Regions from separate parts of the Mus musculus genome. Here region 2 is linked to region 1. The links are chromatin loops, found by intact Hi-C in ENCODE. Cell type or tissue: heart. All regions are shown on one strand. Each heading gives the region's core, and the rest is flanking DNA. Links, peaks and the distances in the headings are about the cores only.

Region 1 (11,846 bases), core at 3,259-8,258:
ATGCAGAGGCTGAGGGGCAGCCACAACCTGATGGTGGGGTTGGGTGGGCTTGTCTCTGCAGTATGGTAACACAGGCCAAGACAACAGCTGGACCAGCGCTGCTTTGCCACAAGATTTAGGCTATTTCCTTTACCTCTGGCTCAGCCCGCAGCTTATAATTCATAAATAACTTCAAGCACACCCATTTCTTGTTTTTTGTAGGTTTTTTTTTTTTTTCTTTTTCGGTTTGGTTTGATTGGTTGGTTGTTGCCTCTCATGACTTTCTTTCTGTGGGAAACAGTGAAATGATTATAGCTGTCTCCTCTGAATCTTTAGATGCAGTCTCAACTGGATTGAGAATATTAGGAAAAGATGGTTCTGCACTGAACATGTCTAGGTCCTTTTTTTTTTGTCATTTCCTAAGCCATAGAGTTTGACAGCTATTTGCATAGCATGCTCTAAGGTGTTTAAGTTGACTCAGGATGACTTACAGAGCACAGGAGGGTTTGGGTAGGCCAAGTGCAAACACCCCAGCATTTTACCTGGAGGTCGTCAGCGTGTATTTTGTGATCTGAGGTGGATCCTGGAGTTGTCCTAGAACCGAAGACCCTTAAATCCCCCAGGAAGCTCGGGACAAGCTAGTTAGTCTTGCACCTTAAACAGCTTGCTTGTTAAGCTTTGGATTTCAGCCTCACAGTCTTCAGCCAGACTGACCCAAAGACAAGTTAATTCCCCTGCGCCTCCATTTCTTCTGCTGCAAGTGTGAATACCCTCCTGGTGGGCTCATGGTGCACATGCGACACTACTTGTGATGTACCCATTACAATCAGGGACGTGGTCAGTGCTGCATGAGCTTTTGTGCGGTAACTGCGCGTGAGTGCTGCATTTCCTGAGTTGTGTGGACTGCACTGTCTTTTGGTGCGTGGAGTCTTTAACCGAGCAAATGCATTTTCCTAAGCGCTGAAGTGCAAATATAGGATTCTCCTATCTCATCGGTGTATCTGGAAGGCCTTTTTTTCTTCTCCAGGACATTTTGATTGGCAGCTATGTCTGTTAATAAAGTCTTTTCTTACAGGTTGCAGTTAAATCACTGTGGATTCCTTCATATACTTTGGGATTAATTTAAGATGAAAGCATAAAGACACTCACTCAGAGATGCCTTTCCATATTGTGTCTAGTCTTTAGTGAGGCACTACAGGTGAAGTTTGATTTTTTTTTTTTTCCTGATAAGTTTGTTTCTCACGTTAAGGAAGTTAAATGCTGTGAGTCCCAACCCCATGTTGCCTTTAGGGTGACTAATGGATTTGTTCTGCAGGGACACTTGGTAACCTCTAGGTCCGTATAATAACCAGGGTTAATGACTCCCTCTGAGAGAACAGCCTTGAGTCCGGACAAATTCTGCTCACCCTCCCAGGAACCAGGCAATTAAACAGGTTCTGTAGAAGTACCACCGGGCCCATAAGGTTTTAGGAAGCAACAACTGCTAACATCTGGGTCGAAGCCTTGGGAAGGAGATGGTTAACCACTTGTTTTAGCGTCCTCCAGCCTGCTAGACTGGCTGATTTTGTAATTGCCGGGAGGAAGCCTCCGCCGAAAGCCTTTCTCTGGTGACTGGAGAGCGGTGGGGGAGGAGCCAGGGCTCCCCAGAGTCTGTTCCCTCCTCTGGCTGCCTGGCGTTGTGCTCGGGTGTGGGCTGGCTGCCACTCTCACGAAGCGCACGTAGCCCTGTCACTCAGTCATCTCCCTGCTGGCCCAGAGCCAGACCTCCACGGGAAGGGCTGCTTTCCCAAACCCAGACAGCCTGCGCTGATCTGTGGATGTCGCCAGGCCTGTTTACTATGCCTAATTGCAGGACTTAGAAGAATCCCCTTCAAGCCAAGGAATTAGCTACAGCTGAGAAAGGAATGAAGATTGTCCCTTCAAGCCCTGGTCTCCTGAGCGTTTCAGGGGCGCCCTTGGGAGGGGGAGTGACTCACTCAAAAGTTCATGCACAAGTAGGGACCCTCCGTAGTGGCATTTTGACGGGATACCAGTAGATATTACAGTCTGTGGTCTCCCATAGTTTTCTGCAAACTTGTTGGCGTATGTATGTGTTGTGTGTGGAGGTGGGGGGATGGGGGGGATGTCTGTGTGCTCTTGTGAGTGTTTCTTCTCAGAGTGTGGAGCCAATTTATTTCTTTAACATAAAGATCCCAAAAGACTATGGTACTCGGTACCTGTTAGCTCTATCATCAAGACCTTGGAACAATTTCATAGAAGGTTATCTTCTGCAGAATTGCTGGTGTTTGTGTGATCTGGAAGCTAGGGCCAAGTTCGCTGGAACTTGGAGAGGAGTGGCTGGAAAGTGAAGATGGTGAGTTAATCTGCCCTTCCAGGTACGGCGCCCCTGCCAGAACCGGAAGGGCAGGCAGACCCACTTCAAAGGAACTCAGCCATTTGTAACACCCATTTGCAGAAGTCCCGAAGTTCCTTCTTGGTTGTGCAATTCAGGTGGAAGGGCACACACATCACCACGCTGCACTGGCAGTGGAGTTAATGTGTAGCAGTACACTGGGCGTGTGGGTTCAGGGACTGGCGCTGGCTTTAGCGTGAACATAGGGCATGTGAGGAGGGCAGAAGGAGTTTTCCTTGTGAGACTGGACCAATAGGGAGCCCTAGGGATTTGGAGTTTGTTGAGAGGACTGTGAACCTGACATACACTGGACTCTGTCACTACTTCCTTTGGGAAGGAAAGTGGGGGAGCTGGACGCAGCCATGGTGCTGCTCACCAAACCACACTCTCTTTTCTCCCTTCTTTCGGTCACCTTGGTCTCTAGCCAGAGGCACTGGAAAGGAGGAAATGGGAGGGCTTCATGGGACACATTGATGGGGATAACAAGCAAGATGCTAAGATAACCAATGACACTTTGAGCCCTTGCCTACCTTTGTTCTCTAAGAGCTCGAGTTGCCTACAGCTCCTTTCTCTAACCCCGTAAGTGGTTGAAATAAATTTGTAAAAATTCTAAAGCTGGGCAATGAGATGGCTCACCTTGTAGAGGCACTTGACCACCTGAGTTTAGTCCTCTGGCCTCTGAATGTGTGTACACATGCTTACACACACACACACACATACACACCACACACACCATAATAATAATAAGAAGAAAAGTTTTAAGAAGCCGCTAAAAAAATTTCTAAAACATTTTGAGTAGGGTTTCGCCCTCACATCCAGACCTTCCTTTTTTTGTTCAATTTCGTATGCTGGCTCAGCTGATGGCTACTGTGAACTTTGTGCTGGTGACATTTTCCTAAGTTTAGAAAAGGCTTTGCATGACTGTTGCCATCTTATTAAGAGGCCTTCACATTAGTTTGTGTGTGTGTGTGCGCACGCGTGCGCGCACACACATGCATGCTCGTGAGCACATGCAAATGTATATGAGCACATTCATGCCATCGTGTGCAGGGCTGAGGTCAGAGGACAACAAATGGCATTTGATCTCTTCATTCTCCTTGTGGCTCCCAAGGATAGAGTTTGGGTAGCCTGGCTTGGTGGCAGGCATATTTCCCAGAGTCAACCACTGCTCTTCAGCCATTAATGTTGTAGGAACCTAATCTTGGGGTCCTTAAAGGACTGAGGCTGAAGGCTGAGGGCTGAAGCTGCAGTTCCAGTCAGCACCCCAAGGCTCTCTGCATTTAGTTTGTAAAGGATATTTGGAGTCCTTTTGCTCTTTGTCAAAGCCAAATACAGACTGTAACTTGACATGCCAGCTTCGGTTGTCTTTAAGTTTAAAAACACATTCAAGAGCTGGGCGTGGTGGCGCAGGCCTTTAATCCCAGCACTCCGGAGGCAGAGGCAGGTGGATTTCTGAGTTCGAGGCCAACCTGGTCTACAGAGTGAGTTCCAGGACAGCCAGGGCTACACAGAGAAACCCTGTCTCGAAAAACAAAAACAAAAAGAAAAAAAAAACAAAAACAAAAACAAAAAAAACCCACCACATTCAAGAACAAACCTTGCAAAGACTGCAACTCGGCTACTTTGTCAGTTCCCTCTGGTCTTTGTGGTCTAACCGTTGCAGAGAGCATTTGGATATCCTGGTAACCCTGTACATAGATCCTGGTAACCCTGTACATAGACTGCTGTACTCACTAGATTTATGCTATGCACAGAAGGTGTTTCTTCCTCTCTCCTCCTCCTCTCCCTCCTCCTTTCCCCTCCTTCCTCCTCCTCCCCATCTCAGGCAGGGCCATAGAGATGATACTCAGTGTGTAGTGCTCAGAGTGTGTAGTGCTCTAGCAGAGGACCTGCGTTTGATTCCTAGCACCCAGGTCAAGCTGCTCACAGTGGCTTGTACCTCCCGTTTCAGGGGGATCTGATACCTCCTGGCCTCCACCAGCACCAGTCCTTTCCTACCCATGGAGACATAATTAAGCAATAATATTAAATCCCCCCCCCAAAAGGAGAATTAAAAAACACTCTTGAAAAGCTGTTGCTAATATTTGTTTAGTAAGTAAGAGGTCCAATTTGTCAGTAGACCAAAATTTAAAGGCTGTTCAGCCAGATATCTTTACAGTTCTACTGCTCATGGTTTGGCTTTTCGTTGTATCTCCTTTTGACTGCATCTCCTTTTGTTAGACAGGCTACTCTAAAATGTGTGATGCTCCTGCTTCAGCCACCTCAGGAACTGAGTAACAGCTGTGAGATACTGTTTCAGGCTTAAACAATATCTGTATATCAATTGTTAATTGTTATAAATAAAATGATCAGTTTTAAAAAGTTTTTTGCTCAGTAAAAATTTGCATAACATGCAACTTTGCATTTGTAAAGATCAAGTTATACCAAGAAATATGATTCCAAAGTCCTGAGCAATGTGTAATGTGATATATATATACTCATTTTAATGAAAATGCATGGTATGGCTTCTTTCTTTTTGAGCGGCTAGGAGCCAGACCTATGCTGTGGCACATGTTAGGTGTGACTCTACTGCTTGCCTCCACCCCCTCCTCCACCCCCATCTGCAGTTTGATCTGTAGAGAAGTACTAAGTGTGAATGATCATTGTTGCTGAGTGAACAGTTGAAGCTGTGCATACTGGTTTTAAAACTGTCTCCTTACTCTAGCTGTGGCTGGTTGCTTTGGAACATCCAGTTGAGGCCTTGGAGTGTCCACCCTGGGCTTGATCTCTGAACACAGTAATTCTCCCACAGCCCCTCACAGATGCATGGTTTTCTTTTCTCCTGGTGGCCTTTTGTAAAGTAGATTTTATACTTGGATTCTGCTTTAGTTCTTCTATATGTGTGCACTTCTTCTTGCCTGAACGTGACCATGGAGGTGTCTTGAAGCACATATCTCTGGTGTTGAGCCAGCTCGGGAACACCTGGTTCATTCCTCTCATTTCCTGTTGCTACAGAGCTGTGGAGAGGCCTCTGGGGATGGGGGGTTTGTGCCGGGGCCAGTGCCGGGGCCAGTGCCGGGGCCGGTGACACGTCAGAGAATGTGCAGAATCAGAAGACACGCTGATTCATCTGCAAGCCCAGGCCTAGAACCAGGGGTACAGTGACCATGCTACCACAGGGACACTGATGTGCTATTAAACTGCTGTAGATTTCAAGTATTGGTCAAGTCAGGAAGTTTTTACCAATAAAAAACCCCTATAGTAAGATACCTTCCTCGTTCCCATAAAACAATGAAGTGTTGCAACATTTCCCTCGGACCTGCACTCTGGCTCCTTTTACAGACTTGATGAGGTTTAGATAACAGATCTGATAAGCCCATCAGTTTCCGGAGTCTGTTACTGCCCCGTGCACAAATTGGCATGGGTCTGATGACTCAACACTGAGGTTTGCCCATCAGTGCATCCTTAGCTTCACAGTTTGAGATCCTGGCAGTTGGGAATGTGTCTGAGCCAAAACCCATCTCCTATGGCACTCAGCCAGAAACCTCAGTGGTACAATTGGTCAGTAAGGTTGCGGCGGGACCTTTGAGCGGCCCGTGGTTTCCTCCCATTGTTTAAACGTGGTGCACATGGCTTCTGGAGTCAGAGAGAGGGTGACTTGCACTCTGGCCAGAAAAAAAGATTTTTTTTCCCCTTCCCTTCACAACGTGTATGCTCACAATTAGAGAGGTGTCTTAGTGGTAAGTCCACAAGGAACTGTGCCGGCACATTCTCTCTTTTATACCTGCAGCAGTTAGTGGAGGGTGTGTTTGTGGGAACAGTCTGTATTTCCTGCCTGTATTTTAATTCAAGCTGAGTTCTAAAGCCCATTTGTGCTTCTTAATGTGCTGCAAGACACTGCTCTCTCCACACACGGTACACTGAGCTCCGATCGAGTCTTCTCTCTCTTTGGACGTTGGAGGACTGTGTCAATTACTTGTCTCGTTGCTGTAACAAAACACCCGAAACACCGGACAAAAGCAACTGAAGGAAGGAAGGATTTATTTTGGCTCAAGTCCCAAGGCACAGTGCATTGTGGCAGGAAGTCGTGGTGCAAGCTCAAAGCAGCTGGTCAGGGTGATTCCACAGTCAGGAAGCAGAGGGAAAAGGATGCTGGTGGCCAGCTAGCTCGTTTTCTCCCTTTTTAGTTAGGACAGGTCTTTCCACCTCAATTAACCCAATCTACAAAATCTATCTCGGACAAGCCCAGAGATCTGTCTCCAAGGTGATCCTACATCCTGTCAAATCGGCAATCGATATAAACTGCACAGCCCGTCCTCCTCATCATGTGAAATAGCCTGGGACCACAGACAGTTGCAGACGAGGTAGATGGCAGGCATCCAGACCACTGACCTTTTCTGGGAGCAGAGCTGTTTGGGAATATAAAGCTAAAGCACTGACTGACAGCAGGGGAGACTGGGATGGTGGGGGAAATCATGGAGTAATGGTGCTAAGTGACTTTCATTGTTGGCCCTTACACTTCTGGCCACTGCTTCCAGGAATAGGTAATTCCCTATGTTGTAGGCAACTTCATTTGTCTCTTCCTCTCCAGCCACACCAGCAATCACCCTTTTTCAAGACACCATCTATTTGATAATGCCATAATTTGTCAAATCCTTATTACAGTCACTTCAAAATCCAACTTTCGGGGAGACAGACGTTCAGGCTAACAGAGCAACTTCAGCTCTACACGTGACAGCATAGTGGCTCTTTCTGAGGTGGGCTGAGGGATTGCTAGCTGCGACAAATAAAAGGTGTAGATATCCTCTGATTTAAACTTCAGGTTCATTGCAAAGCCAGGCCACTACTCATCCTCTAGCACGAAGTGTGTGTGAGGCCCAGCTCTGTTTTCAGGCTCTGTTGGGAATCACTGATCTGTCAGTGGCTTAGTTTGGGACTGGTCTGGACTAGTCTTTTTACTCGTGAAGTAACCTTGCTATTTATCAAGGAATATTACAACTCAGACCCCCTAAGTATGTCTGAAAGTATGCTTTCACGGCAGAAGAAAGCTATTAATTTGGTTTCAACAAAGAACCATCTACAAGTTCATTGGTATCATATATGTACTTTTTTTTCTCCTTCAAAGAGATCTCCCTGTATTGTGTGTGCTGACTCTTATTGAGTGTTAAGGTCTAGCTTCCCACCGACCCTTCTCTCTTCTTGCCTTTTATTAAGTCTGACCTTTACCACCTTTAGGATCAGACATGGTTTTGTAAGAAAACAAGCGTGATTCCACAGCTCAGGGCCACTGCTAACCAAGCACGGTCTCTGAGCCCCACACCAAAGACTCTTTCTCTTTCTGCACGCTCTCTTCCTTCCTTCCTCTTAGAGAGGGTCTCTCCCTTTGTAGGCCAGGTTGGCCTCGTGCATGCTGCTCCAGCTTCCAAGTACAGGCATTTACATGTATGTGCCCACTGTGCCTGCCTCTTGTATCTCTGGATTCTGACCTCGTAGGGCTCAGATGCGAACCTGGATCCTGCTTTTCCAAAAAGGGATATTAAAGAAAGGCAAGCATCTTGTTGAGGATGTAGATGGGTTTCTTTAGAAAGTTCTCAATGTTCTAGAAGGTGGGACTATTACCGGATCACTTATCCTGCACTGAGGCCTAAGACAGGGTCTGCCTGTTACACTTTCATACCAAAGATTACCTTATATTAGTTTTATGTTCTGATCGTAACCCAAATTTATGTATTTTATGTGTCTGCTGTAGGAGGAGACTATCTAAGCTTTTCTTTTAAAACAGCATCTTTGGGATGTCTCTACAGGCAATGGTGGCTTGCTATCCAGGAAATGGGACAGGTTATGTTCGCCATGTGGACAACCCCAATGGTGATGGCCGCTGTATCACCTGTATCTACTACCTGAATAAGAATTGGGACGCCAAGGTACTGTGGAATAGTGTGTGTGTGTGTGTGTGTGTGTGTGTGTGTGTGTGTGTGTTTTGTGGGGTAGGGCGAGCTTGGGGGATCTATATATGCTGTAGAAGGTGCCGATAGGGGTACACTGAGAGTTCAGATCAAAAGAGTATGCCAGTTCCAATTAGGTAAAACCTTCCAGTAACCTTAGGAAAGCTATACTTTCTAATAGCCAGTGTCCACTGTTTTATGACCTGCCCGGCCTCCTGCCACTTATGGAATTAATGCCAGAGTTGATAAGATTAAGATCAGTGGCTCTAGAGTTAACGTGGTGGGGGTAGGGGGTTGGGGGGTGGCAGGGTGACTGTGGTCAGGGGTTAATGAAGGGAGGTAACTGAACATTGGGATGCAGAGTTGATGAGACCCTCAGCTCAGCATCTGATGCATACCTTTCCCTCCCAGCAGCAACACTGAGAGAATTCAACAAAAAAAAAACAAAAAAAAACCCAGAGTGGTGGGGTCTCAACGCTGTCCCTGAGAGCGACTTCCCTATCCTCTATCTCAGGATGATATGTCCCATGGGGGTGGCATTCGTTGTCGCTTGTGAACGGCAGCTGTAGATGGTAGAGATGTGGAGTTCGTGTCAAGTTCTCCGAGCTAGGGATGATTTAGGAGTCTGTGAGGTCGGAGAGCTCTGCAAAGCTTATTTAGCTTTTGAACTTTCTGCATCTCCGTTTGCGGTTTGTTAGTGTAGACTCCGACTGTTAAGCTGGGGTCCTGGATCTTTCCACTCTATTCCGTAGTTAGACCACAACAGTTCCTTTAGGGCTTAAAAGTATCTTTTGGGATACCATTGTGAGCAGAGCTAGTGGGACAACAGTGATAAACCAGAAAGAACGAAATCAACAGAGATTTGAGTTTCTTCCGCGTTTTAGACTGTGTCGTGTAAAACAGTAATGCGTGAAGCCTGATTTCTACCCAGAAGATAGTTGTTCCAGTAGGACAAGTAGATTGATTGTACACGTGAAAAGGAAAAGGCGGTGAAGAGAGTGATAGATGTCCAGAAAGATGTAGATAGCATGGTGTGAGAGGTCACAGAAGTGCCCAGTCAATGGGGTCAGAGGGCATTGGAAGAGTTCAGAGGACGGCTATAAATTGTTACTGCAGGAGCAGCTGTATGGGAAGCATGCTTAGACTTAATATTTGGTGGCACTGTGAAATTACTCAGGATTCCTCTGCTTGTTTCTGGCTGGTTGAAGCAGGTTGACATGGATAGTTTGGTGTGGCACTCTCTGGCTGTCCTCTATTTTGTGTCTGTGGCCTTCATAGCCTTGGGAAGGGGAAGATGCTGAGATGAAGTTGAATATGGCTATCCATAGCTAAGTCTGATGCAAGTCTGATTCCAAAGTGTGAGGGGGGAATAAGTATTTACAGGATGAAACCCACTTAAAGTTGAGGAACAGGTAGTATTTCTCCTGCATAGAGCTAACACATTGCTGATCAACCAACCGCACATGAGACCAGGAAATAACTGATGCTCTTCTTGGTCTTCAGTTACACGGAGGGGTCCTGCGGATATTTCCGGAAGGGAAATCGTTTGTAGCAGACGTGGAGCCCATTTTTGACAGACTTCTGTTCTTCTGGTCAGACCGCAGGAATCCACATGAAGTCCAGCCCTCCTATGCCACCAGGTAAGAGCTGGGGCCACAGTTCCTCTTCCAGGGTGCATACAAACCCCAGATCCCCGAAAACTAATGTCCTTTAATTTGGGGTATACCCCAAAGCTGATAGGCGAACCTATTTGGAGTGATAGAAATTGAAGGAACCTCTTTAGGATTCACTAGCATACAAATCTAACTTCAGTTTAAAGTAACTATGAACTTCCTATCCTGTGAGTTGTGCATACTGAAGTCTCAGGTCCTCAGAGTGCTCTCCCCTGTCTTTCTGTCCCTTCCTTCTTGACCATTAGAAACAATTAGAGTTGCCTGCTTTGGGGTACACTCCGTAATACCAGCACTTGCGGAGCACTGAGAGTTCCAGGCAGCATGAGCTAAGCGAGATCTAGTCTCAAAAGCATCAGGGAACAGGCCAAGCTAAGGTTGAGCTAGCCCTGGTTACCATGTGTCAAGAGTGCTGCTTCTTTGAGTGAAATTACAGTCAGTTCAAGCAAAGAACGAACCTTGGGAAAGGAAAGAGTTAATTTTTCTTGAATTTACTTCCTTTTCACTCTTTCATAGCTTAAAGTTTGCCCGGGCAAGCATTATCCATGAAATAACAATTGGATGTTATCGTTTTGCTTGCTCCGTCCATCCATCCATCCATCCATCCATCCATCCATCCATCCATCCATCCATCTATCCATCCTTGAGACAAGGCCTGGAACTCACTACACTGCAGAGGATAACCCTGAATCTCTGATCCTCCTGAGTGTTGAGATCACAGGCATGTGCCATTGCATGTAGTTTTTTCTGATGCTGGGGCTTTATGCACACAATGCAAACATTCTGTCAACTGAGTAGACCCTAGACCTACAATTCAATGTTCTTAAAACCTTTCATCTTTCTTTTTTTTTTTTCTTTTCTTTCTTTTTCTTTTCCCTCCCTCCCTCCCTCCCTCCCCCTTCACTGAACATTTTAGAATTGTCTAATCTTTTTTTTTGTTTTGTTTTGTTTTTTGTTTTTTTCGAGGCAGGGTTTCTGTGTGTAGCCCTGGCTGTCCTGGAGCTCACTTTGTAGACTAGGCTGGCCTAGAACTCAGAAATCTGCCTGCCTCTGCCTCCCAAGTGCTGGGCTTAAAGGAGTGTACCACCACGCCCAGCTAGAATTGTCTAATCTTAATCTAGAAAGCTGATAAAAGTATTTATGTCCTCTTCTGCCTTGAGTTCTCCCTTCTCTTTCCAAACGTGGGCCAGGCAGAGAGCAGAGTGATGTGGAGTGTGGGGCTTATACTGGGAAGGGCATTGAGGTAGGAAAGGCTGTGTGTGGAAGGATGGCGCTAAGCATTACCAAGCTTAGCTTTCCGCAGAGATCCTCATCTGAGCCCCAGAGTTTCAGAATTGGTCACACTGTGACATGTTCTGTATAAACAGGCCTCTAGTCCCTCTACTGCTGCTGACATCTACCTGTGGCCTGTTTTATGGGGTTCAATAATAGGGCCTTGTTTGGTGGCAGGATTCTCGAGTTACTTCCCAGCCCCACTGTGACCAACTTTATAGAGAAAACATTAGCAAAAGTGATTGGAAGCCCTTGGGGGTGGAGTGGGGGATGAGATGGGATGCCATGGGAAGTACTGTGGCTAAAAATAATTATAAAAGTAAAAGGTTTAAAAACCCAAGCATGAGATAGCTCCAATTACAGTCTATCCCATGAATAGGATAAAGCGAGTACCAGGAGCAGTGGAAATCCCAGAGGTGTCTGTACTGAGTCTTTGCACCAATGCCTAAAACTAAAGAAAGCAGGCCGAGAGTTAGAAAGGTTCCGAGACTGAACGAAGCTACTTGTGAAAGCCTCTCTCAAATGTTACCTCCTTTTCCCTTCCCTGTTCCCTTCCCATCATCTTGAGCCTCCATCCTTAGCAGGGCAAGTCTCTTCCAGTCTTAAATG
Region 2 (11,846 bases), core at 2,690-7,689, 60 kb after region 1:
GGATGAGAAAGACCTCTGACCAAAATCCTCGTGGCCAAATTAATTAAAGCACGTTTTTTATTTGTGTACATGGGATGCTTCCCCTATAGTAGGGTTTGAAAGACCAGCATTAGATGTGAGAAAAGCAAGGCTTTTATAGCTCATAATTGCCAATAAAGCATTCTTACCTACTGAGCCATCTCCCTAGTCCTTTCCCTTCGGTTTCTGAAGGGCAGTTTTTCTGAATACAGTATTTTTGATTGGCAGGGCTTTTTTTTTTTTTTTTTTCTTTCACTGGTTTACACAACTCTGCTGAGACAGTACTAGACACCCCTCCTTACTAGGAGCCCTTAGAAGTTGTTAGCTACTGGAGAAGGACAATGGTTCATTTCCGAAGGTGTTCCCACTGGCAGGTTCCCCATTCCCCAGTGGAGAGCCTCACACCCATGCATATATGGGCAGCACTAATTGGACTTAGGGAGTTATCACAGAGGAAAAAGACATGGGGGTGGGGATGGGAAGAGGACATGGTGGGGGTAATGCAGGAGGAGCTGCAGGAAAATGGGGGTAAATGTCACAATTCACTGTACATGTCTGACATTCTCAAGAATAAAGAAAAATTATAATGTAATCTTGAGGAAGCTGCCTGATGCATGATACATTGATTTCTTGAGTGGCTTCTGGAATTTTCTCTTCTGCTTTTGATGCTTCGTGTCCTTCTTTGGACTAGTTGAAGTTCATTGAGCTTTTAAACCTATGGGGTTTTGTTGGTGATGGTTTAGTTTTTGTTTGCTTTTCCACCAGCTTTAGAAACACTTAGTTTTTTCTTGTTGTGTTGTTTGGTTTTCAAATAAGCTCTTTGTTCCATGGTTTGTTTCTGACACTTCCATAAAATAAATGTAAGTTCTCTTTTCTTCCTACTTTTTTCTTTTCAGACTAGGTTGCTAACGACCTTCCAGTTCACGGATTTCTGCTTTTGCCCAATCAATTGGTTGCTGAATTCCTTGAGTCATGTTTGTAGTTTTACTTATTCTGTTTTCAGCACCAGATTTCCTATTTGGCTCATCTTTGTAGTCTATGTCTCTGTTGATAGTCTCATTTTGTTTCTGCGTCACTTGATTTAGTTGTGTGTGTTCAGGACATGAGGTGGAATGAAGGTCCTGCAGTAGATCACTCCCTGGGTGGAAAGAAACATGTGCTGGGGACCAGACTGCCAAAGCTAACTCTGGAGGGGCAGAAGGAGGAGTAACAGGACAGAAAAGAAAGGATTTCATGAGAGTTAGCAGGGTGGGGTCTTTGAGCTGATTCAGGCTATTCCAACTGAAGGGGAACTAGAAATCTTGCCCTAGATAGTTGACCTTTGGGGGGCAGATTAAGAGAGATTCCTGATAAATAGAAGCCTGCCTCCTGAGACCTGCTTTTCTGGTAAAAAGAAATCTGACTTTATGCTTGTTTACTCAATAAGAATCCTTCTGTTTACCTGGCAAAGCCCTTGTGTTTCGGATGATGTCACCAACACTGCCATTTAGAACCTCCGTGACAGTAACTTTAAATTCTCTGGTAGGCAGCTAATACAACATGTTCTCAGCTTCAGTTCTTGACGTTTCCTTTCGGTTCTTTGGACCATGCATTCCTGCTTCTTCAAATATCATGTAATCTGTTGTTGGAAATGTGAGCATTTGAAAAACCTCCATTCCAACATCCTAGTTTTGCATTTTGGTTTCATGCAGGGTAAGTCCCTTTTAACATGCACTCCCCACCCCCCAAAACAAAACAAAACCAAAAAACCAAACCAACCCAAACTTTAGGAGAAACTCTCAAATCTTTTTTGAATTCTTGTTCATCTGGTATTTTCCTGTGAACTACATACAGTTCTGGTGACCATTGGTGTTTGCTTTTTTTTCAACTTTGCTGGTCTGTAAAAGCTTTGAATTGGACAGCCAGGTTCCAGATAAGCTAGATTGTTGGCACATGGTCTGTTCTTCTCTATGCCAAGGTAGAGACCTGGAATGGGAATTTTCTTCCCAGTTGTACATGTTATACACTGTAGGGTCCAAGAAACAGGTATACAAAATGCTGTGGTTTTCTTTTCTCCCCTGTTTACTGAAACTCCTGTGCAGTAGTTATTTTTTCTGTTGCTGTGACAGAACGCCCGTCAAAAGCAACTAAAAGAGGATGGTTAATTAATTTGAGGGTGCAGAACATCATGGTAGGCAACCACCACAGCACAAAGCATACTCCGCCAAGAAGAGGGAGAAGAATGCTTGTGGGTAGCCTGACTTTTCCTTTTCATTCCATTTGGAACCAGCTCATGGAATAGTGATACCTGCATTCGGGATTGATCTTCTTACCTCTACTAAACCTTTCTGGAAACACTCTCATAGGCATAGCTAGAGGTGTGTTTCCATGACAGTTTTAAACCCCGTTGACAAGATTAAGCCTCATGTTCATCTTGATTTTATGTTGGCCTAGGGACCTATGTCTTGTCAGCTAGTCTCTAGCTCTTCACAAAAGTGTTGTGTTTATGTTGTTAACTTGTTATCACTGAGGGAGAAGTGGGGCATCATTAGAACTTCTAGTCTTCCTTCTCGATATCCTGGTTCCTTTGTGAAAGTTTAATAACAAACCAAGGACTATCAATATCTATCTGGATGGCTATCTATCTATCTACCTATCTATTATATGTCTACATCTCTTGTTTGCTTGCTTACTTGTTTTTTTTTTTTTTTTTCCTGTCTTGCTTTTTTGAGACAAACTTATCATATAGTTCTGGCTGGTCTTGAACTCACCATCTTCTTTGCTAGCAATAGAATTATAGACGTGTGCCAGCATTTTCGATAGGGTCCAGCTTACAGGTATTCTAACATAAACGACCCCTCTCTAGATTTGCTGATTCCCAGAACCACTTCTGATTATCACATCTCTTTTAGATTCCTTAGAGCAACAGTTCTTAACCTTCTTAGTACTGTGACCCTTTAATACAGTTCCTCATGTTGTGGTGGATCATCAACCATAAAATTATTTTGTTGCTATTCATAACTGTAATTTTCCTACTGCTGTAATTTATAATGTAAATATCTGATATGTAAGATATCCGATATACAGCTCTTTAAGAGGTCGCAAGCCACAGGTTGAGAACTGCTTCCTTAGACATAGAATTTGAGACAGGGATTTAGTTAATATATTTTTAAGAATAATACGTATAAGGAGAGGAAGAAAGTGGGATAGAAACAAAGGTTTGTGATCAGGTCAAGTTTATTTTAGGATTGATTTGTAGGGAAGAAGACGCCTGGGTCCTCAATCCCATCGTAAAATACCCTGCATCAAGCTAAGGGACCATCCTTCTCAACAGTCCACTGTCTTCAGGCAAATCTGAATCAGCAACCTAATTCCTTGACATGCACTAAAGATGGCTTTTCAGCTGTGAGCCACAAACAGCCAATATGTACAATATCTGTGGGATCTAGATAGAATAGCTGGGGTATCCATTTATATATATCCAGTTAAAAGTCTATATGTTTTGCCTGGTGTAGTGGTACAAACCTTCAATCCCAGGGCTCAGAAAGCAGAGTCCAACTCGTTAAGTTTGCCTTGTCTACATAACAAGTTCCAGACCAACCAAGGCTACATGGTAAGACCCTGTCTCAAGCAAGCAAGTAAAATCTCTAATGTCCCAACCCTGTGGAAGAGTTAGTCTATCTCAATGAAAAGACAAAGGTACTATCTTTTCTAAATTTGGTAACCTTAAATCTGAGGCCTGCTAACCTACTTAGTGCCTTCACTGTCAATGTAGGAAGTTTATAATTGAACTTTAAACATCACAGATCTGTAGCAGCACATTAAAGCTATTAGGTTTCTATTGATAACGTTTAAGGGGTTAAACAGGTTTTCCTACTAAGAATAGAAAAAAAGGGTAAGCTATACAAGGAATAACAATCTACAGCCTCAGTGTTCAGAGCACTAGAGAGCCAAATTCATACTCCTGACCCCTTTTAAAGGAGCAACCACCATTTGTCACTTAGCTGTTGGCTGCCTAGTGGGAGTGTGGTCCATATTAGATTTAGCTTCCGAGCTGAGTTAGACAAATAGTATTTTGGCCTTTCTTGTATACAATCATATAGACTATTGTTGACAGAGCTAGAACCAGATCCTAGATATCCTAGGCCACATAAAAATGTAAAGATCCTTAGAGTAGTTGTCAGTCCCTTACTGTATGGAAATAGGCAGGAGCTTGGAGGCAGGGAGTCCAGAAAACACAGGTGGATGAGGTGACTATACTGGCTGGTTTTGTGTGTCAACTTGACACAAGCCGGAGTTATTGCAGAGAAAGGAACCTCCATGAGATCCAGCTGTAAGGCATTTTCTCAATTAGTGATCAAGAAGGAAGGGCCCCTTATGGGTGGGACCATCTCTGGGCTGGAAGTCTTGGGTTCTATAAGAGAGCAAGCTGAGCAAGCCAGAGGAAGCAAGCCAGTAAGTAGCATCCCTCTTTGGCCTCTGCATCAGCTCCTGTTTCCTGACCTGCTTGAGTTCCAGTCCTGACTTCCTTTGGCGATGAACAGCAATGTGGAAGAGTAAGCTGAATAAACCCTTTCCTCCCCAACTTGCTTCTTGGTTATGATGTTTGTGCAGGAATAGAGACCCTGACTAAGACAAATTGTTCATTGTAGTCTCATCTCAGAGGTTTCTTATGACATTTTGGGTGAGGGCACAAATCCCAGATCAGCAGCTGCAGTAGCCACAGCTAGGATGTTGGCGGAAGAGATGAAGCAAGCGTAGCTGAAGGCTCAGTCCTTCCCAGCCCAGTGCTGCTCTGGCCAGGATGTCCCCTGAGGGTCTGGTTGGTGACATGGCCATCACTGAGCCATTGCTTCCTTCATAGTCCTTCTTTATCTGGAAAGTTAATTTCTCTCATTTTCCCTCCGATTTCAAATCTCTTCAAGGTTGAACCAATAGAGCTGTCTGGTCTTCTTTCACACACACACCATTGCACACTGGAACATGTGGACCCCTAGCTCTGTGGTCAGGCATCTTACCTGAAACGTAACAGATCTGAACAGAAACACCAGCTTCCTGAACAATCCTCGCTGTGGTTGTTTTTCAATGCGACTGTATTTAATTGATTATATAGGTATAGTTTTAAGTTTTAGTTATGGTCCCCTTAATAATTCGAACAAATTATTATTTTAATGATATCTTTTATAAAATGTATTTTTGTTTTTTGTTTACTGGTGTTTTGTCTGCATGTACGTCTCTATGAGGGCACCAGAATCCCCAGAACAGGAGTTACAGACAATCGTGCGATGCCATGCCGGTGCTGGGAATTGAACCCAGGTCTTCTGGAAGAATAGCCAGTGCTCTTGACCTCTGAGCTATCTCTTCAGCCCTTTATCTTAATATCATAAGCCGTTCCTTTGGCTAGGTCTATGTTTCTAGATGGCCTGCTTATACTGTTACTTCCTGCTTGATTTTACCTTCGGAGCTTCTGACTTTGAAAAAGCAGATTTATACCATGTACCCCCCCCCCCGTCACGGCTGCCTCTTTATACTTGCTCAGTTCTCAAGAAACACATCTAATACCTCTTAGTTAGCCCAATATATTCAATTTTTAAAACTTCTACAATTTTTACATGTGCATGGGTATTTTCCCTGTATGTATGTCTATGCACCATGTGGATACCTGGTGTCTCTGGAGACAAGAGGCCAGCATTAGATTCTCTGGGACTGAAGTTACAGACGTCTGTGGGCCACACAGGGCATAAGAATCGAACCCTAATCCTCTGGAAGAACAGCAAGTCCTCTAAGCGCTGAGTACTGAAAGGAAATAAAACTGTAATTCATGTAATGTATGTTAAATAGCCCAAAGAGTTGTTTGTGAGCTTTGAAACCTGGGGCTGAGAACATAGCAGAACAGACCAGGACATGCCCGGGCAGGCCCATCGCCTCCCTAGCTCCCACCCCTCTGACCTAAGTTAAATGTTACAGGCTGCTGATGTTTAAATGGACCAATCATGTGAAACCGCGCCAATTCCTCCCCCAGCCCCACTCCTTTTCTATAAAAACCCCTAGCTTCCAAGCCTCGTGGTCGAATCCACTGTCTCCTGTTGTGTGAGATACGTTTCGACCCGGAGCTCCGCCATTAAAAAACCTCTTGTTACATCAAGGTGTTGTGTTCTATTCGTGATTCTTGGGTGCACGCCGAATCGGGAGCTGAGTGGGGGTTTCCCCACTGAGTTCTTTCAGTACCTCTCCAGCCCTGGGACAGTCAATGATTTTTAAGCCAATGACAACAATACTATGTGAACGGAGCCATTGTGACACCTTGTAGTCCTTTGAGCTAAATAATCGTTCCTTTTTATTTTCTATGAATCTCTAAACACCCCCATTAACAGGCAGAATCTACTAACACGCTCAAACACATTTAAATCTTTTCCTCCTTGCCAGCAAAGCTCCCTGAAGCATCTCATCTCTTGTCTCACACAGTCTGCTGTCCCCTCTAAGACATGCCAGCCGTCCCCATGCAGCTCCCTGAAGAAGCACCACCACTTCTGGCCTGCTCCTTTGTTTTGCTAATGCGTGAAATCTACTGGCTTCCTGAGGAAAAATGTCCAGGTCACCTTTCTGAGTCCTCACTTACCAGAAAAAGAAAAAAAGAAGAAGAAGCTTTTACTCTGCAATCAGACTTGGTTGATTATTTTCCCAGGCAAAGAAATCTCCTCCGTCCGGGAAGTTGCTTTTACTGAAAGCTTAAAAGTACTTCTCCATTTTATTTTAACCTGCAGAAAGGTTGGATGCTGTTTTCGTTCCCAATGCTCCCTCTGGGCTTCCCTCCCACCTCTGGAAGCGTTTGAGGATGTGTGCAGCCCAGACCTTTTTCTTTTTTCATTTATCGGATTGCAGTTTCATGTACACCCACGGTCTGAGAGCTTCCGTGTCTCCCGTGCTGAGTGTGTCCTGACTCCTGACGTCACTTCCTCCTCTAGAACTCCTTTTATTTGGATGATTGACCTTTGAAACTAATTTCAAGTTTCATTTTTCTCATTTTCCACCTCATTTAATTTTGCTCTGTTTTCTGGGACATTGTTTCCACTTTGTCTTCCAAACCTTCTACTGGGCTTTCAAAATACCTCCAACTGTTTTAATTTGCCTTTCCTCTGAGTATTCTCTATTTTTTTTTAAATATCATCTTGTTTATAACATAACGGATGTGAAGCACTTTCTGAGATTGTCTGAGGATATTAATTATACCATTTTGGATTTTTTTCCTAGCCCCCTGCGCTGTCTTCTACATGTTCCCTATTCTTCTAAGTGTCACCTTTGATCGCCTCTATTTTCCTGTCAATGGTAGGAGCTGTCTATAAATTCCTGGTGTTTCTTGGACTGTCTCTTATTATCTAAGAGGAAGGTCATAAGCTGGGGACAGATGTAGATTAGTAATCAAGGACCTTCCTAGGCTGTGTGAAAGCCATCCCTATCACCAGCACCCCTAACTCTCGGCTGTGTATGTGTGCTAGGATGGGGCTTGAGGAATGTGTGCTCATGTGCACTGCATTTGCACAGAGATCAGAGGATAATTTTCAGGAGTTGGTTTTTCTCTTTTCACCTTGCCAAGACAAGGTGCCTCTTGTTTTCAGAAGGGCTGCAAGCCTTCTGTCAATAATCCAGTCTTTCCTTGCACGTTACAGTAGGAGTGCTAGGATTATGTGCCGTGGTACCTGGCTCCTTACACAGGTCTGGGGTAAACCTCAGCTCTCCAGACTTGCACACCTGGCACTTTTACCTGCTGAATGTCTCATCCCTAGCCCTTGCCTTATTTTACTTTGGGACCATCATTGACCTTATCTTTAAAATACAAATTTCCTTACTTGCTGACCAAGTAAAGAAGAAAAAGAAGGCGTGGAGTCTCCAATGTCACTGAGAATTTTCTTGAAATGCCTGTTATCTGATCTCAGCTATATCCAGGATGTTGCACTTCAGATCTTCAGAGACTTGCAGAGTCGGGAGACAGTCCCATGATCAGCACTGAGGGGTTAGGGTGGCTGTTTATGGAAGCATTCAACTTATTCCTATCTTCAACTCTACCTGCTCTACTCTCCTGGAGAGAGATGTAAAACTGCCAACTTCCTAGACATACACTGAGGCTCATGGTCTATAAAATGAATGGCTAAAAAAAGAACTGGTTTGTTTCTGGGAGTCTAACTTCTGCCTTGCCTTTGTATCCTCTATGCTCTGCCACGACAGATGTTATTATACATTTTTGTTGCTACTATCTGAACATCGGTGCCCTCTTTTACTTCTGCCTTGCCATTTATATACTGAAATGTAATATCCAGAGTGAGAGTACAAGAGGCAGGAGAGATTGAGCCAGAAGATCTCCCACCTTATAAATGGCACCAGTGTCCTTCCTGAAGAGCGTGGAGGTGCACCTTTGCATCTTCAGCCATGTGAGGCTCAGCAAGAAGGCAGAAGGCAAATTCTCTCTAGACACTGGTACCTTCCTTGATATTGGACTTCCCAGCCTTCAGTGCTGGGAGGACTACATTTCTATTGCTGATCAGTGGCACAATAACATTCATTTTATTATAGAAGCACAGAGAGTCTAAGATCTCTCTGTCTCCCTGTTTCTCTTTGTGGGGTGTGTGTGTGTGTGTGTGTGTGTGTGTGAGAGAGAGAGAGAGAGAGAGAGAGAGAGAGAGAGAGAGAGGGAGTTTTTTTCCTCTTAAAAAAATCTTAAAGCGGGTGTCTCATCCCCTGGCACTGGAGTTGCAGGTAGTCGTTGGCTACCATGTAAGTGCTCGAAACTGAACCTGGATCCTCTGTCCTTTGTCTGATGCTCCAGCTGGTGGTGTGAACCTGGGAAAGTGGGGCCTAAAAATGAGGTGGACTAAAGTCTCTTGAAATAGTCAACTTTACTCAACATTTGTCATACGATGTATACTCTAAGGGTTAAAAAGTCTGACCTAAGTGTACAATCACAGGGAAATCTGCACTTGGCAAAAACATGTTTTCCATAGAGGCATATAAGCAAATAAACAAATAACAAGAGTCAGTTGTAATGAATAATCTGAAACATTTCAGAGCTTAGATTTTCTAAAATGCTTCAAATCCACAACTTCTTAAACACATGATGACTGTACTGGATAGTTTTATGTCAATTTGGCACAAGCTAAAGTCATCAGAGAGGAGGGAACCTTAATTTTGAAAATGCCTTCATAAGATCAGACTGGAGGCAAACTTGTAGGCATTTTCTTAGTTAGTGATTGAGGGGGGAGGGTCCAGCCCTTTGTGTATAGAGCCATCCCTGGGATGGTGGTGGTTCTGGGTTCTATAAGAAAGCAGTCTGAGCAAACCATGAGGAGCAAGCCAGTAAGCAGCACCCCTCCATGGTTCTGCATCAGCTCCTGCCTCCAGGTTCCTGCCCTGCTTCTGTTCATGTCCTTTTTTTGATAATGAACTATAGTGTGAAGGCATAAATTGAATAAGCCCTTTCCTTCCCAGGTTGCTTTTGCCATGGAGTTTCATCACAGCAATAGTAACCCTGACCAAGACAATGTCCTACACGGAAAATTTCACATGTGCCACTTTCCTGCAGAAAACTATGAAAAATACTTTACAAATGTACCTTCAGACTGTACGTAGAAATTATCCATGAAGCATAATGCATCTCTCAGCATAACATATCACACTGTGTGTCTTCAAATAGCCCCAAATCTGGGAAACAGAAAAGCCCAACATTTCTGATAAAGGATCCAATTTGAACAACTATTGGATTAGTTAATAAAATGTCTAATGTTGGCGAGGAAGGAGGACATGAAGCCTGTGGCCACTACTTCTAGAATCATGATGTTTTTGCTGAGGTGTTTAGCTGACACCCTAAACCATTTGTTCCTGACTAGTGGAACTAAGTGCCTTTAGCATCTAAGACTTAAAGAGATGTGAGCAGAATGAGACAGAACATAACAGCATAGAGTTTATGGAATCACATGGTATTTTAAAAGTAATTCAGCATTATCCTTGGGGAAATTCTCTAAATAGCTATGAGAGTAGAGAAACATCTTTCAAAATTATACAGGTAACACAAACACAAGCATTATTTTATTCCAAAATTAAGTATGTGTATGTATGCCCATATACAAAGGGTGGGCATTAAAACTTAGAACAGGTGTCTTGCTAAAGATCTTTCCTGTTCTTCTTTTAAAATTTAATACAATAGCATCAGGGAGCCAGAGCTGGCAAGAGTCTGTGCTAGGGAGGCCAGAGCAATGTTTGGAGATCTTCACTTGAATTTTGTTTGCTGAATATTTTATCCCTCTACTGAATTCTAATTAGATATTTCTCCTCCTACTCTTTTCTGCCTGAGGGATTTTTGCAGGACCAAAACCCAGTAGCTGCTTGAAGTCTGTGCCTCTTCTCTCTTTTTTTCTTAACAGGCCAACCTTCTTGGAGAGACCATACTCGGGACTCCAGGTGTGAGGGAGCAGAGGGGATGCTGAGGGGCTGAGGTGTCTCAAAGGCTGGAAAAGAGCAGAAGGTTGGCAGGCCGAGGAGTGAACCGCAGGGACAGAGGGCGAGCTCTGTGCCATTCCCCAGGAATGAGCAGGGCCTCTGTGAGAGCATAGGGAGTTGGCTCTGCACAGCAGAAGGAGGATTTCTAGCTCATCAAAGACTGGGAAAAAAAAATCAATGTGGTGGGAGAGGCAGGGCAGCCTTAAGAAAGCCTTTGTGGCTCACTCGAGAGTCACTGGAGAATTTGACCCAGGCACGGGGAGAGACTGAGCCCGAGGTAGCCTCAGTGGAACTTAAGACTGAGCTCAGTAGTGGGACAATGCACAGGATTAAAAGAGAATATGGAGTTGCATTTCTTTTCCCCACTATGGTAAGGACCAACTCATCCTAGACATGTAAAATGATGTAGGCCTTAGAGGGAGGATTTGCTGTGCTATGATCCCCCTGTAAAGGGCATCACAGGCCATTGCTAATTATTAAAAATGAACTCAAGGCTATCTCGAGGTGCAGAAAGCCTGACCTGCAGCCCCTGACTCTACCTTGGGGAAATCCCATCACCTTTCTGGACCTTGGTTACTTGTAAGGCCCAGAGATGCTGTGAGATGCTCACTGGCTGGCTCTTTTCCATGTAGATCACCAGGAGGAACTTACAACTACAAGGGAATTGGCATGTGTGGGTGGGGGTCGAGGAGGCAGGAAGAGTGCCAGTCTCCTGCACATGCTCCCAATTATTTCAGAACCAAGATTTAAAACATCATTTAATAGGGAAAGAAAAAAAATATCAACTTGTCAGTTATTAGAAGGTGGCCTGGGGCTCTGCGTAAAGGCTTTGGTTGTGGGGCTCTGACTTCCGGAAGACTGAGAATCTCCATATGGAGTCATTCTTGGTCATTTCTGACAGGCATTTCTTCCATGTGCCTGCGACAAGAAATGCAGTCCTCAGGGTTGGGACCAAGCTTCTTTTATTCTGAAAATGGCTATTTGTTCTCATTTGTAACTTTCAGTGTGTTTTCTATAACTTGGAAAAAATTGGTGCCCCAAACCTGGCCTACAGCCCAGTTTGGGTCTGAAAGAGACTGTTTTATTATGAAGAATCTTGACTTAGTACAAAGAGCTTAGCGGGCAGCCAGACTCCTGGGGCCTGGTGTTCACTAATATTTTTTCCCCACCATGTAGTTCTTGTTTTATTTTATGTGTAATATTTTACTTGCATGTATGTATGTGTGTCATATATATCCTTGGTGTCCTTGGTGGTCAGAATTGGGTGTCAGATCTCCTGGGACTGGAGGTATGGCAGTGAACCACTATATGGGTGCTGCGGATTGAACACATGGTTTTTATAATAATTTTAGATGCATTTT

The links. A loop is a pair of places that touch in the nucleus more often than their neighbours do. Peaks named below come from ENCODE experiments on the same cell type or tissue, not always from the same donor. Only the 100,000 strongest peaks of a DNase experiment are listed, where the experiment ranks them.
Region 2: a loop joins it to region 1, with 2.3 times the contacts of the local background. A loop is called at or near these places in 1 of 42 quality-filtered maps.

The regions. Positions count from the first base shown.
Region 1 is chr12:54,181,969-54,193,814 of GRCm38, reverse strand. Egln3 (egl-9 family hypoxia-inducible factor 3) reads left to right here. Exons shown (of 5, transcript NM_028133.2): 2 at 8,155-8,274; 3 at 9,799-9,935. Among named protein-coding and RNA genes, the nearest start is that of Gm40424, 11 kb to the right of the region's middle. In heart, for the core only: no CTCF peak of the experiment used is centred there; DNase peaks (open chromatin) are centred at 5,934 and 6,414; H3K27ac peaks cover 1,934 bases.
Region 2 is chr12:54,121,170-54,133,015 of GRCm38, reverse strand. The region is part of intron 2 of Gm35818 (a long non-coding RNA gene); the gene reads left to right. Among named protein-coding and RNA genes, the nearest start is that of Gm35818, 15 kb to the left of the region's middle. In heart, for the core only: no CTCF peak of the experiment used is centred there; no DNase peak of the experiment used is centred there.